3 separate regions of the Homo sapiens genome follow, and regions 1 and 3 are each linked to region 2. A link is an interaction called in ENCODE POLR2A ChIA-PET data of the cell type or tissue named here. Cell type or tissue: HepG2. All regions are shown on one strand. Region 1 overlaps LOC105374406 (a long non-coding RNA gene). Region 2 overlaps RELL1 (RELT like 1). Region 3 has its middle 43 kb from the start of RELL1.

Region 1 (4,000 bases), 110 kb before region 2:
TTCCCCCTTCATCCTAGTAAACACCGTATTCTTCTGAGAAATCCACTCCAATGTTTTTCTTGTAGTGGTTGGATCAAAATGTCTACAGTCAAAAAAAGACTATTTTTACCTTAAGACTTAATTCAGTAGCTCTCTGCAACAGTTTTCTCTATCTATTAGAGTTGACAATAAATGTTCATTGTGGTAGAAGTTGCCAACTAAGAGAATGTCAATAATTGTAACTGCTGATTGTTATTAGCTGTAAATGGATCTGGCAAAATGAGCTCATTATCCATAAGAAATGGCATACATGTTGATTGCACACAAAAAGTGTAATGTGCATACAAGACAAAGCATAGAAATCACAATTTTTTTTTTTTTTTTTTTTTTTTTTTTTGAGACGGAGTCTCGCTCTGTCGCCCAGGTCGGACTGCAGACTGCAGTGGCGCAATCTCGGCTCACTGCAAGCTCCGCTTCCCGGGTTCACGCCATTCTCCTGCCTCAGCCTCCCGAGTAGCTGGGACTACAGGCGCCCGCCACCGCGCCCGGCTAATTTTTTGTATTTTTAGTAGAGACGGGGTTTCACCCTGTTAGCCAGGATGGTCTCGATCTCCTGACCTCATGATCCACCCGCCTCGGCCTCCCAAAGTGCTGGGACTACAGGCGTGAGCCACCGCGCCCGGCCAGAAATCACATTTAATCAAGTCTTTATTTTACCATCTGCTTAATTTTTCTCTTAAAAACCTCTGACACATAAACATTTGTGATGGGGGTAGTAGGTGATGCTGCTGTCTGTATTTCTTAGAACACCTGGAGGCCAGAGTTCCTACCCTAATTTCTCAGTGTCACACTAGCAGTTGCATGACACAGAGGTGGACCCATCACCCCCCTCTGCAGCTGGCACTCCTACCCAGGCACAATGTGACTCAGTGTGACCCTGTTCAGGTTGGAGCTATCTTTGGAGACACTGTCCCAGAAACAAATAAAACAATATAGGATGCTACATTGTCCTAGATGTATGAGGAAATTTGTATTCACTAACACATTGCTTATACATTTATTCATTTATTCAGCAAATGTTGATTGTCTACTCGCTCTGTTTTACTCAGTGTATTTGTCAGGATAAAGGTTAGACAGCTATAAGAAAGAAATTTAAAAATGCAGTGGCTTAAGAAAGAAAGAAGCCTTTGCTCTTTCCAATCACAGTCCAGGAAGTCCACGTTGGCAGAGCACCTTGGCTACACCTGTTCATTCAGGATCCTGTTGCCTCTCTATCGCATAGAGTATGTCTTTGCAATGCTTGTGTTTTGTGTAAGTGTTTAAAGGCCGCCTCACTACTCCTTTCCACATAAGAGGATCTGTATTCTCCAACACACTTTGAGAGTGTTTACACTTCGAAAGTGTTTACATTTGGACAGTGTTTACACTTCACTTTGACAAATCAGAAACATGTTAACTTAAGAAATGTCATTAAAATGTTCCCATGAAATTTATTTTTGAATATGTTGTCTTTTAGAAAAGTTTTTAGGCTGGGTGCAGTGGCTCATGACTGTAATCCTAGCACTTTGGGAGACCAAGGTGGGTGGATCACCTGAGCTCAGGAGTTCGAGACCAGCCTGGGCAACATGGCAAAACCCTGTCTCTACAAAAAATACAAAAATTAGCCAGGCAGGGTGGCATGCACCTGTAGTCCCACCTACTCTGGAGGCTGAGGTAGGAGGATCACTTGAGCCTGGGAGGCAGAGGTTGCAGTGAGCTGAGATCACATCAGTGCACTCCAACCTGGGTGACAGAGTGAGATCCTGAGATCCTGTGATCCTGTCTCAAAAAAAAAAAAAAAGAAACAAAGAAAAGTTTTTTTAATGTTTATACTCAAAAAGCAAGCAGTGTAAACAAGTTGTCTGCATTGGAAAGAAAGCCTGTGGAGGCACCAATGTGTATCTAAGCTAATACTGTAACCCCCAGTTCTGCTTGCTGCTGTAACCCCCAGTTCTCTAAGGAAAGGTTTTGCATAGAAGTCCAGACTGCTCTGCTCTACTGTTACTGAGCACGGAGCATTGATCTCATAAATCTTTTTGAAGAATGCTGACCTGGCTTTTACAGTTTTTGACATGCAGTATGGGGGAGAGTCCAACCTCCTTCTATGGACAAGAGAAAATAATCTTGCTAGCTGAGGTCATAGACACACTGCCTGGGGTCAGCAGCAAAGGAGGCAGAGAAAGACTGACCAGCCAGATCTCTCCCGCTATCGTCTCTCTCCCTACTTGCCTTGTTAGAGGAAGTCAATGTTGCATTAACGGTGTGTGTGTGTGTGTGTGATCAGAAGCTTTTTTGATAAGCCTATGCTTTGACATCCTAAACCTCAGAGTTTGACCTTAGGAAGGGGTTCCCAATACTTAGAATAAACCAGCCCTCTTCTGTATGCTCAAAACTACATCAAAAGCTTCCAGAAAGTGGAAAAGCAATTTCTTTTGAACAAAAGAGTTGGATGTGGCACACTCACCCTGTATTAATGAGAATGTGGTCACATGGCCATACCAAGCTGCAAGGGATGCTGGGAAATGTAGTTTCTGGCTGGCAGTCCTGTGCTTAAGTGAAACATGAGAGAAAGTAAGAAAAGATTGTGGTAGAGTAATTCCTCACTATGAGGTGGATTTTCAGTGCTCCACAGGAGTTCATTCTCATTTTCTCCCACCCTTTTCCAGAGATGTATTATATTTTAAAAGTTTCATTAAGCACAGTGAGACAACTCAACAGAGTAGAATCTCATGCCTTTCCCCCACTCCCCAACCCTCGCTCCCTGAAAGAGAGGATTGCCCCATCACTTACAGGGCAAGTGCAATCTTGCCATTCACTTCTTTCTTCCTTAGAGCACTGATTCATTGTTGCCATGAATTAAACATTGTTGCCATGCATTTCAAACACTCAGGTTCGCCCCAGGGGCTGCATATCCTACAAATGTTGAAAATGAACCCACCATCACGTGATTAGACATCAGGATACCATTAATTCTGCCACACATGTGACAAATCCTACCCAGCCCCAGACACCTCTATGCCAAACCAGGAGGGAACTATCTCAAGGTAATAATTAGACATACATCCTTCCCTGCTGTGATCAGGGCTTTGTGCTTGATGCTTTATGGACATTTTCTTTCATCTCTGAAGCTGTGTTTTCAGGCAGTTTCCTGGGATCACCTCCCAAATAAACTACTTGAAGCAACTCTTTGTATTTGACTTTACTTGAGAAGGAACCCAAATTATGATAGTCAGCTTAGATTAATCAAGATTTACTCCCCACTTCCACTTCCTAGAGCCAGGAAGAAATCTGTGTAACATGTGGGTGCCCAATATTACAGAACATTAGGGCTCTGATAGCAAGGAATAAGGGGAATGATTATGGGATAGGCACCTAGCAGTTCCCTCCAGTGTTTTTAGCAAACTCTATCTTTCTATATCCAAATGAATGGCTGGGCGCAGTGGCTCACACCTGTAATCCCAACACTTTGGGAGGCCAAGGAGGGCGGATCACCTGAGATCAGGAGTTCCAGCCTGGCAACATGGCAAAACCCTGTCTCTACTAGAAATGCAAAAATTAGCCAGGCCCGCACCTGTAATTCCAGCTACTTGAGAGGCTGAGGCAGGAGAATTGCTTTAACGCAGAAGGTGGAGGTTGCAGTGAGCTGAGATAGCGCCACTGCACTCCAGCCTGGGTGACAGAGTGAGAATCTGTCTCACAAACAAAACAAAAATTAATGAGTAGCTATCTGTCCCCACACTCTTGAACATGTATCTTACATTTTACAATTGTCTTGGGATTGCAATTGTCCTGTCTAGAAGGCTAAGGCTGCTAGAATGTCCACTTAGGTTTGCTCTGCTCAGGGTGAATTCAGAGAGCAGGCTCTGAATGGGCCCAGTACTCCCATTCATGTGGGGAGCCTTCTGTTTGGCAGCCCTGAGTGTCGTGTGACCAGACTAGGTGGCCCACTGGACCTGTTTAAGTCTGGATGTGGCAGGGTGAG
Region 2 (4,000 bases):
AACAAGTGCACTCACTTCCATTTTTATGTTTGCACCCCAGGCCAAGATCTTGATGCTATCCCTGACTTTTCCCTCTTCTTCATACTCTAGATCTGCTAGTTTACTAAATCCTCCTAGAATGTAAGCTGCATGAGGACAACAAATCTCCGCCTGTTTTGCTCAGTGTGATGAACCTGCATCACAAGTGCCTAGAATGGTGCCTGGCATGTGGGTGAATATTTGCTATGTTGCTTGCTAGTTTACACGTAATAATTTATTTCATCTTTATAACAATCCTAGAAGGGTGAGTAGGTAGTATTTGTATGCCCATTTCATAAGAAACCAAGGCATCAAGATGTTAAGTTCTTGTCCATTGTCACACAGCTGCTAAATGGTGGAGCTGGGAATTGAACTTGAGTGTTCTGAGGCCATGCTCTTAATCACTAAGAACTGTGCTATAATGTAATGTAGTGTTTATGTAATATTTGTAATGTTACATGTAGTGTTTATGTGTTCATTCTGTGTTTGTAATGTTACATGTAATGTTTATGTGTTTACTCTGTGCTGGACACTTCACGACAACCCTGTATACTCATTCCACAATGAAGAAGAAGCTGTCTTCAAAGGATGTTTTAAAAAATGACCCAGCATGGGACCTGGTTCATGAGTAGCAGAGTTAAACTCAGACTGTTTGAGCTCAAACCTGGGCTATCTTTTGCCTGTGCAGCTGGACCCACCAGTCTGCATGGCCTGTGGTTTCGGGAGCAGACCCTGACTTACTGTGAACATTACCTGAGAGTCATTAGGTTTTTCTTGCCCTGGACAGATATCTAATGCAGCATGCATGTTTCTTTCTGTAGACAATGGGAGCAGCCGCACATTGCACTCCAGAACAGAGACGACCCCGTCGCCCAGCAACGATACTGGGAATGGACACCCAGAATATATTGCATACGCGCTTGTCCCTGTGTTCTTTATCATGGGTCTCTTTGGCGTCCTCATTTGCCACCTGCTTAAGAAGAAAGGCTATCGTTGTACAACAGAAGCAGAGCAAGATATCGAAGAGGAAAAGGTTGAAAAGATAGGTAAATAACCAGGGCTCTTTTTATTGGGGGTGAGGAGACAGTTTTTAAATATGAAACCAGTGATATATGCTTTCCATCTCTCTGAGGCAGAATGATCCATTTTAGTGGCAGGTGGTGCAGTGTAGTGTAAGTGCAGATTGTGCAGTAATCACACCTAGTTTGAAAACTTGCTTTCATTACTGAATACCTGCCAGATAGGGCACCCTTTCTTGCCCTGTGGCCTTAGACAAGTTATTGTGTGCTCTGAATCTCTGCCATGTATAATTTCACTTAAATGTATTTTTAATTAATTTAATCTTATTCATTTGACATTTTAATTTAATTTCAATGAGGAAAATAATCCTTACCTTTTGGGGTTTCTGTGAAATTTAGAGGAAAGATGCATTTGGTATTTGGAATATATGACTACTCATTAAATATTAATCCTTACTATTATTATGGAATCAGATTCGAATAAGAGTGAAGGAAAAATTAAAATAGGTCTCCCCATGTTTGTGGTGTTACTTTTGCTGGGGGAGTTCTATCTTAAATATTTGTGATTGGAATTTATGTTTATTAAGTAAACGATCGTGTGCACAGTGCAGAAAAAAGTATGACAAGAGCTGGTGCCTTAGTACTAACTTCAGGCTGTCTCATCTGTTTCTCCTAATGTGGAGTCATAAGGTAGTGTTTAGAAAAACCGGGGAGACGAAATCCTGTTTTCGCCACTGATGTTTCTTTCCCATCATCTTTAGGGATGTTTCCTGACTTGGGCCTTGAGAGGTAGTAGGTGACTCCCCCTATTCCTTTCAGCCCTGCTAAGGGCAGTTTCTGCAGAAAGGTGACATTGGAGTAGGTCGCCCTTCAGGCAAAGCAGGGCTGGCTGAGGGGAGGTTCCTCGTTCCTTGCCAGCTTGCTGGACTGTTGGTTTTTCCCACCCCCACTGACCTTTGAGGCTGAGAAGGAACAGGATTGCATGATGAGTCATGTATGAGCCTGTGAGCAAACCAAAGCCAAGTGTTTGTCAACAGAAAGTGGAGCCTCCCCCTCTCCTCCTTCCCAGATGCTCTGTAGGTTGGCTTAGCAGCCAGCTTCTGAGCTGTCTAACCAAACATGCATGTTCACGTGGAGGAAAGCTGACCTTTGGATGGAGAAGGCATTGTCCAGGTAAATGAGTAGGACACTGCACACCTTGATGCATTCTCTGTGAACTAGGATGGAGCGTTTCAACCCTTCCTCGTTCTTATTGAAACAAATTTTGCAGATTGGTTTCAGAGTGGTTTGCTTTTTTTCCCAAAGACCGTCATGTATGCTCCTGGTACAGAGTCCCCAAAGTAAACTGAGTTTGTGGACACATAACCAAGCCCTGAATGTAGGTAATTTGAAAGTGTATTTCAGAGGATACAGCAGTCTGATGAACATGGAAGAATTATGATCCAATTTAAAAAGGAAATTAATATTGTAAATTGATATAGTAAGTCTGCAATTAAAATAAAATCCAAGGAGAATCTTTTTCTTTTTTAATGAGCTTTCTTCCCATTTCTCATAAGGCTTTAAGAAAATGATGAGAGAGAAATAATAATGAAGACTGGTACAAATGCATTTTCAAATTATTGTCTTGGAAAGTGAGTATTTGAACTTCAGAAGAGATAGATGGACAGCTTTGATACTTTCTCTTTATGCTTGTTATGCATTAGGAAGTTTGGGGCTGGAGGGAGAAAGCCTAGAATTGTAGCACCATGGGTGATCTCCTGAGGCTTCTGGAAACTGTTCAGTGAGGTCTTGGGTTCTAAGATTGATTGACTTGATGCTGGTGACCAATTGTAACCTGTTCTCCCCTCCTCTTTTCTCTTTCAGAATTGAATGACAGTGTGAATGAAAACAGTGACACTGTTGGGCAAATCGTCCACTACATCATGAAAAATGAAGGTGTGAACATTTTAGTGTTCCAAAACAATTCAGTATTCCTATCCTTTATTAAAAACCTGCTTCGAAGAGTCAAGATTTATATAGACTCTCTTACTGACTTCACCTAAGCTTTCTAACACCTCAGCTTCCAGCATTATTCAGCTACGCAAGTTTCACATGAGTGAGTTTTCTAAGCGTGAGTCGGTCTAAGCGTTGCAGAGACCCAGCCCTGGAGGCGCTGTCAGCTGGTGTTCAAATCCTGGCCTCACTGCTTACTGGTTGTGTGCAATTTGGGGAAACTATATTGCCTTGTTTCATGAGGTAGAGTTTCTTCCTGTAAAATGAGGATAATAATATTTACCTCAGCCTGGCACGGTGGCTCACATCTGTAATCCCAGCACTTTGGAAGGCTGAGGTGGGAGGATTACTTGAGGCCAGGAGTTCAAGACCAGCCTGGGCAAAATAGTGAGACCCCATCTCTTCAAAAAAAGTAAATAGCCAGGCATGGTGGCACATTCCTATGTTCCCAGCTACTTGGGAGGCTGACGTGGGAGGATCACTTGAGCTCAGGATTTCAAAGCTGCAGTGAGCTGTGATCACACCACTGCACTCCAGCATGGGTAACAGAGCGAGACTCTGTCAAAAAAAGAAATAATAAGAAACAATAATAATAATAATATTTACTTCACAGCATTGTTGGGACATAGCACACATAGAGTGCTCAGTATGGTAAGTACTCAAATATTGTCTGTTCCTTTTTCATGCGCTTAAAAAAATTGTGGTAAAATACACATAAAATTTAGTACTGTTACCATTTTAAAGTGCACCCTTCAGTGGGATTAAGCACATTCACAGTGTTGTACATGCATTTCCACTGTCTAGTTCCAGAACTTTACATCTTCCCAAGCTGAAGCTCTGGACACTTTAGGCAGCCACTCCCCATTCCCTCCTCCCCCGTCCACTGGCAGCTGCTGCTGTGCTTCTGTTTGTCTACTCTATGTCATCCTTTCTCCAGTGTTAACACTTTTACAAAGTTGAACTTTTATGAA
Region 3 (4,000 bases), 81 kb before region 2:
TGATCAAATTTCTCCAGCTTTGGCTCTTGGGCACTCTTTCATTTGGCTCTTGTGTCCATTTGACTGTGAACACCCCCTAATTGTGTGTGTGTGTTTAACACTTTCTTAGTCTCTGGCACTACAAGATGCTCCAGGATCAATCTGTATATTTCCTGCCCCTGTCCTGGAATCAGCCATTTTTCCAAGGAGCCCTGAGTTCTTTGCTGGAGAATGATATTAGAAACCACAATCTGGTTACTAGCTGTGCTCATGGCTACTATGGTGTCATTACTTCTAGGCCCTTTCAGATGACAGATAAAGGATATATGTATATTAACCTGTATATACACACACATATATAAATATTCCTATATATAACCATCTGCTATAATTTGAATGTTTGTCCCCTCCAAAACTCACATTGAAATTTAATTGCCATTGTAACAGTATTAAGAGGTGAGACCTTTAAGAGGTGATTAGGCCACGAGGGCTCCACCATCATGAGTGGGATTGGTACCATTATAAGAGGGTGAATTCTACCCTTTCTTGCCCTTATTCTTTGCCCTCTCACCTTCCTCCGTGTGATGATGCAGCAAGAAGGCCCTTGCCAGATGCCAGCACCTTGATATTGGACTTCCTAGCCTCCAGAACTGTGAGTCGATAAATGTCTGTGCATTATAAATTTTCCAGCCTTAGGTATTCTGTTATAGCAGCATGAAACAAACTAAGACACCATCTATATCTATATTAAGTTAAACACAGTTTATACTTGATCTCTTGAACTCTGAACTATTAGCACATGGATGACTATAGCCTCCTCCAGTTGATTACCTGTAAATTCCCACTGTAACCATGAGAAATTATCCATTTCCTAAATTGTTTAATTTCAGCTTACATGTGTAGTGTATTGTTACATATATCTACACTGTTAACCTGTACCTATGGGAAAATAACTTTTTCAACTATAGTGCTTATGTACAGTTTCCTTTGCCCTTAGTGTTACAGATTCTGCTCACATCCAAAGTTACTTGTGTCAGGACTTTTCTCCCCAACCCCCTGCAGTGAAATTGTTTCACACTTTTGTAATATAATTAGGTGGTTCTGTTGCAATCTGCATTCCAACTGAGGATCCCCCATCCTCTTAAATGATTCTTTAAAAATTTGCATGCAGAATGTTTACTCTTTGTGCTGTAAAGTTCTATGTGTTTTGACAAATGCATATGGTCATGTATCTACCATAACAGTATTATACAGAATAATTTCACTGCCCTAGAAAACCTTGTGCTTCATTTCTTCAACCCTCTACTCCCAACTCTTAGAAACCACTGCTCTTTTTTTCATAGCTATAGCTTTGCCTTTCAAGTTACACATCTGGCCAGAAGGTACAAGGAGAGATGTGTCAAAATGCTAAATGTGGCCTCAAGATGGATAGAGAGAGACACAGTAAGTGCCACTGGAAGCTCAGGGATAGATGGATCACTGCTGTAGTAATCGTGTTTGTGTGCAAAACCAGAGTTGAACCCACTTATTCTTGGATAGTAATTTTATTCCTCATTGACTCAAAAAAATTTTATATTAAATACCTGCCACGTGCTAGGTACTAAGAAGACAATGAAGAAAAAGCCAGGGTTCTTGTTATTTTAGAACCAACACTTTAATTTATAAGTAGTGAGAAGAAGATCAAGAAAAGTATTTTGTTTTTTCACCTAATTAAAAATATACCCAACATTTCCCTGAAGCTTTATGACTTATTTTATGCTTAGGACCATGAGAGAAGTTAAGAAATGTCTTATAGAGATAATTATATATGAACAAGAACTCAAGATTGACATCTGTATTTAAAAAGCACTGACCTAGATACATCAGCCACTGTAAGGCTCAGCCCTGCCTTTGAAGCATCCTGACAGTTAGCCTTGGCCTACCTCTCCTGCCAGGCTATCCTGTATCCCCTTCCCATCTCCTGCTCTAATGACAACTCACCTGCCCCGAAGTCAAGCCACTACTGTGCAGAACACTTGTACAGTTCCAGAGCAATCCATGTCAGCTCTAGATCCCACCCAACCAGAGGAAAAACTCCCCTGAGATCAGTATCTCAACCTCAGAGCGCTCCTTACATCTTACAGTCACCCTTGTGCTGTTTTCCCAGTGCTGCTTGAAGGGATACCGGGGAAGAGGAACAGAAAGAAACTCAGCCTACTTCAGGGGAAACAAAGATTTTTGCCAGCAGTCAGCTGAGGGCCATTAACCCAAGCTGGCTTTCCAGTTCTTTATCTGCAAATTTCCATACCCCATTCTCCCTCTTGACCTCCTGACAGCAGAGTGTAGGTTGTGGGCCTGGCTGGGTAGCTAGAGTTTCACCACAAAGAGAAACTGTTTCACATTTCTTCACTGTGAGCATTCCATTGCCTGGAGCAAGAGGGCTCTCTCTTCAGCATTGTTTGTTCATGGATAAAGACCCCAGTGTGCAGCCCAGTCCACAGGGTCCAGTTTTTGAAAACTCTGCAATTACCGGTCCTTGCGGGGATTTGGCTGAGCTCCACAAAGGACAGCCCAGGTGGGACTAAAATAATGGGTACTTTGTTCAATCATTTGCTGAACATTTCCTTAGAGGAAGAGGTAAGGCTGGTGGATGTTACAGTGAAGCAGACGGACACCTCCCCCGCCTCTGCCCCTTCCCCACCTCCCCCAGCACAGTATCTCTTCAAGGCTCATAAGACATGCATCTGGGCCAGGTGTGGTGGCTCACGCCTGTAATCCCAGCACTTTGGGAGGCCAAGGTGGGTGGATCATCTGAGGTCAGGAGTTCGAAACCAGCTTGGCCAAGATGGTGAAACCCTGTCTCTACTAAAAATACAAAAATTAGCGGTGGGTGGTGGCAGGTGCCTGTAATCCCAGCTACTTGGGAGGCTGAGGCAGGAGAATTGCTTGAAGCCAGGAGGTGGAGGTTGCAGTGAGCCAAGATCGTGCCACTGTGCTCCATCCTGGGCGACAAGAGCAAAACTCTGTTTCAAAAAACACATGCATCCAAGTGTTGTTTTTCAAGTTGTTCCTTTCAAGTTGTTCTTTCCAGTGGAGTAGCAGTGGAGCCTAGAGGAGAAGAGCATGGATTCTGAAGTTTGGCTCTACCTTTTAACAACAGTGTGACCTTGACAAATTGTCACCCTTTTGTGCCTCAGTTTCGTCACCTATAAAATACAGACAATTCTAGCATCCTGTTGTAAGATTTGAGGAAGTGTTAAATAAATTTAGTCACGTGAAGGCTTTAGGACACAATTACTACATGTAGTTACTGGTACCTAGTAAGTGCTAAAAAATGTTTATGGTTATTATTATTTAGAATTTACTATGTAACAGGCTAAATGCTTTCCATTCATTATGGAATTCAATGATGACACAACTTTGTGAGGTAGAGACCATTATTACTACTAATTTACAGATGGACAAAGAGAGACTTTGAGAGGTTAAGCAACTTGCCCAAGGGCACAGGAAGTGGCAGAACCAGGCAGGTGATTTTAAAATCCTTGCCCTCAACTATTTTACACAAGTAGATGTCCTTGTTTTGTGGAAACTAAAACTCTTTGATGTGGGCATTTCTATTAGAAAGTGTCATTGTGAGGCTCTCACACAACCCCAACACAACTGTCATCTGAGTTAGATATGATTTTAAGACATCACTGATGTTTTAAAGCATTCTGATCTTGGTGAGGCTCAAATGTGAAAAATAAATATGTATGCACAGTTGATAAAATTGGTAAAATAGGATAGTGTAATATAACTTTTCCAGAGTACATTCTGTGAGTCTGGTGTGGAAGTTCTTTACACATTTTAATGTATTTAATCATCATAACACACTCAGGAGGTAAGAACTGTTATTATCTTTATCTTCTGTATGAGGAAACAGAGGCAAATGGAACAGAGGCAAAAGTTCAATGACTTGCTTAGGTCACAGAGCCAGCAGCAGGTTTAGAATCTGATCCTAACCTGTCTGGTTCCAAAGCCCATGCTCTTTGCCTCCATAACT

The links. ChIA-PET counts read pairs that join two places held together with the same protein. Peaks named below come from ENCODE experiments on the same cell type or tissue, not always from the same donor. Only the 100,000 strongest peaks of a DNase experiment are listed, where the experiment ranks them.
Region 1: POLR2A ChIA-PET joins it to region 2 with 5 read pairs; 2 of 35 experiments call an interaction of 5 or more read pairs at or near these places.
Region 3: POLR2A ChIA-PET joins it to region 2 with 5 read pairs; 2 of 35 experiments call an interaction of 5 or more read pairs at or near these places.

What each region holds. Positions count from the first base shown.
Region 1 is chr4:37,761,335-37,765,334 of GRCh38, reverse strand. It overlaps LOC105374406 (a long non-coding RNA gene), which reads right to left. Exons shown (of 3, transcript XR_001741505.2): 2 at 2,809-2,931; 3 at 1,510-2,567. Among named protein-coding and RNA genes, the nearest start is that of PGM2, 63 kb to the left of the region's middle. In HepG2, no CTCF peak of the experiment used is centred here; no DNase peak of the experiment used is centred here.
Region 2 is chr4:37,646,340-37,650,339 of GRCh38, reverse strand. It overlaps RELL1 (RELT like 1), which reads left to right. Exons shown (of 7, transcript NM_001085400.2): 2 at 840-1,064; 3 at 2,901-2,972. Among named protein-coding and RNA genes, the nearest start is that of RELL1, 38 kb to the left of the region's middle. RefSeq lists a cis regulatory region at 1,988-2,001 and an enhancer at 1,923-2,067. In HepG2, no CTCF peak of the experiment used is centred here; a DNase peak (open chromatin) is centred at 2,039.
Region 3 is chr4:37,727,744-37,731,743 of GRCh38, reverse strand. No RefSeq gene overlaps it. Among named protein-coding and RNA genes, the nearest start is that of RELL1, 43 kb to the right of the region's middle. In HepG2, no CTCF peak of the experiment used is centred here; DNase peaks (open chromatin) are centred at 2,413 and 3,483; H3K4me3 peaks cover 725 bases.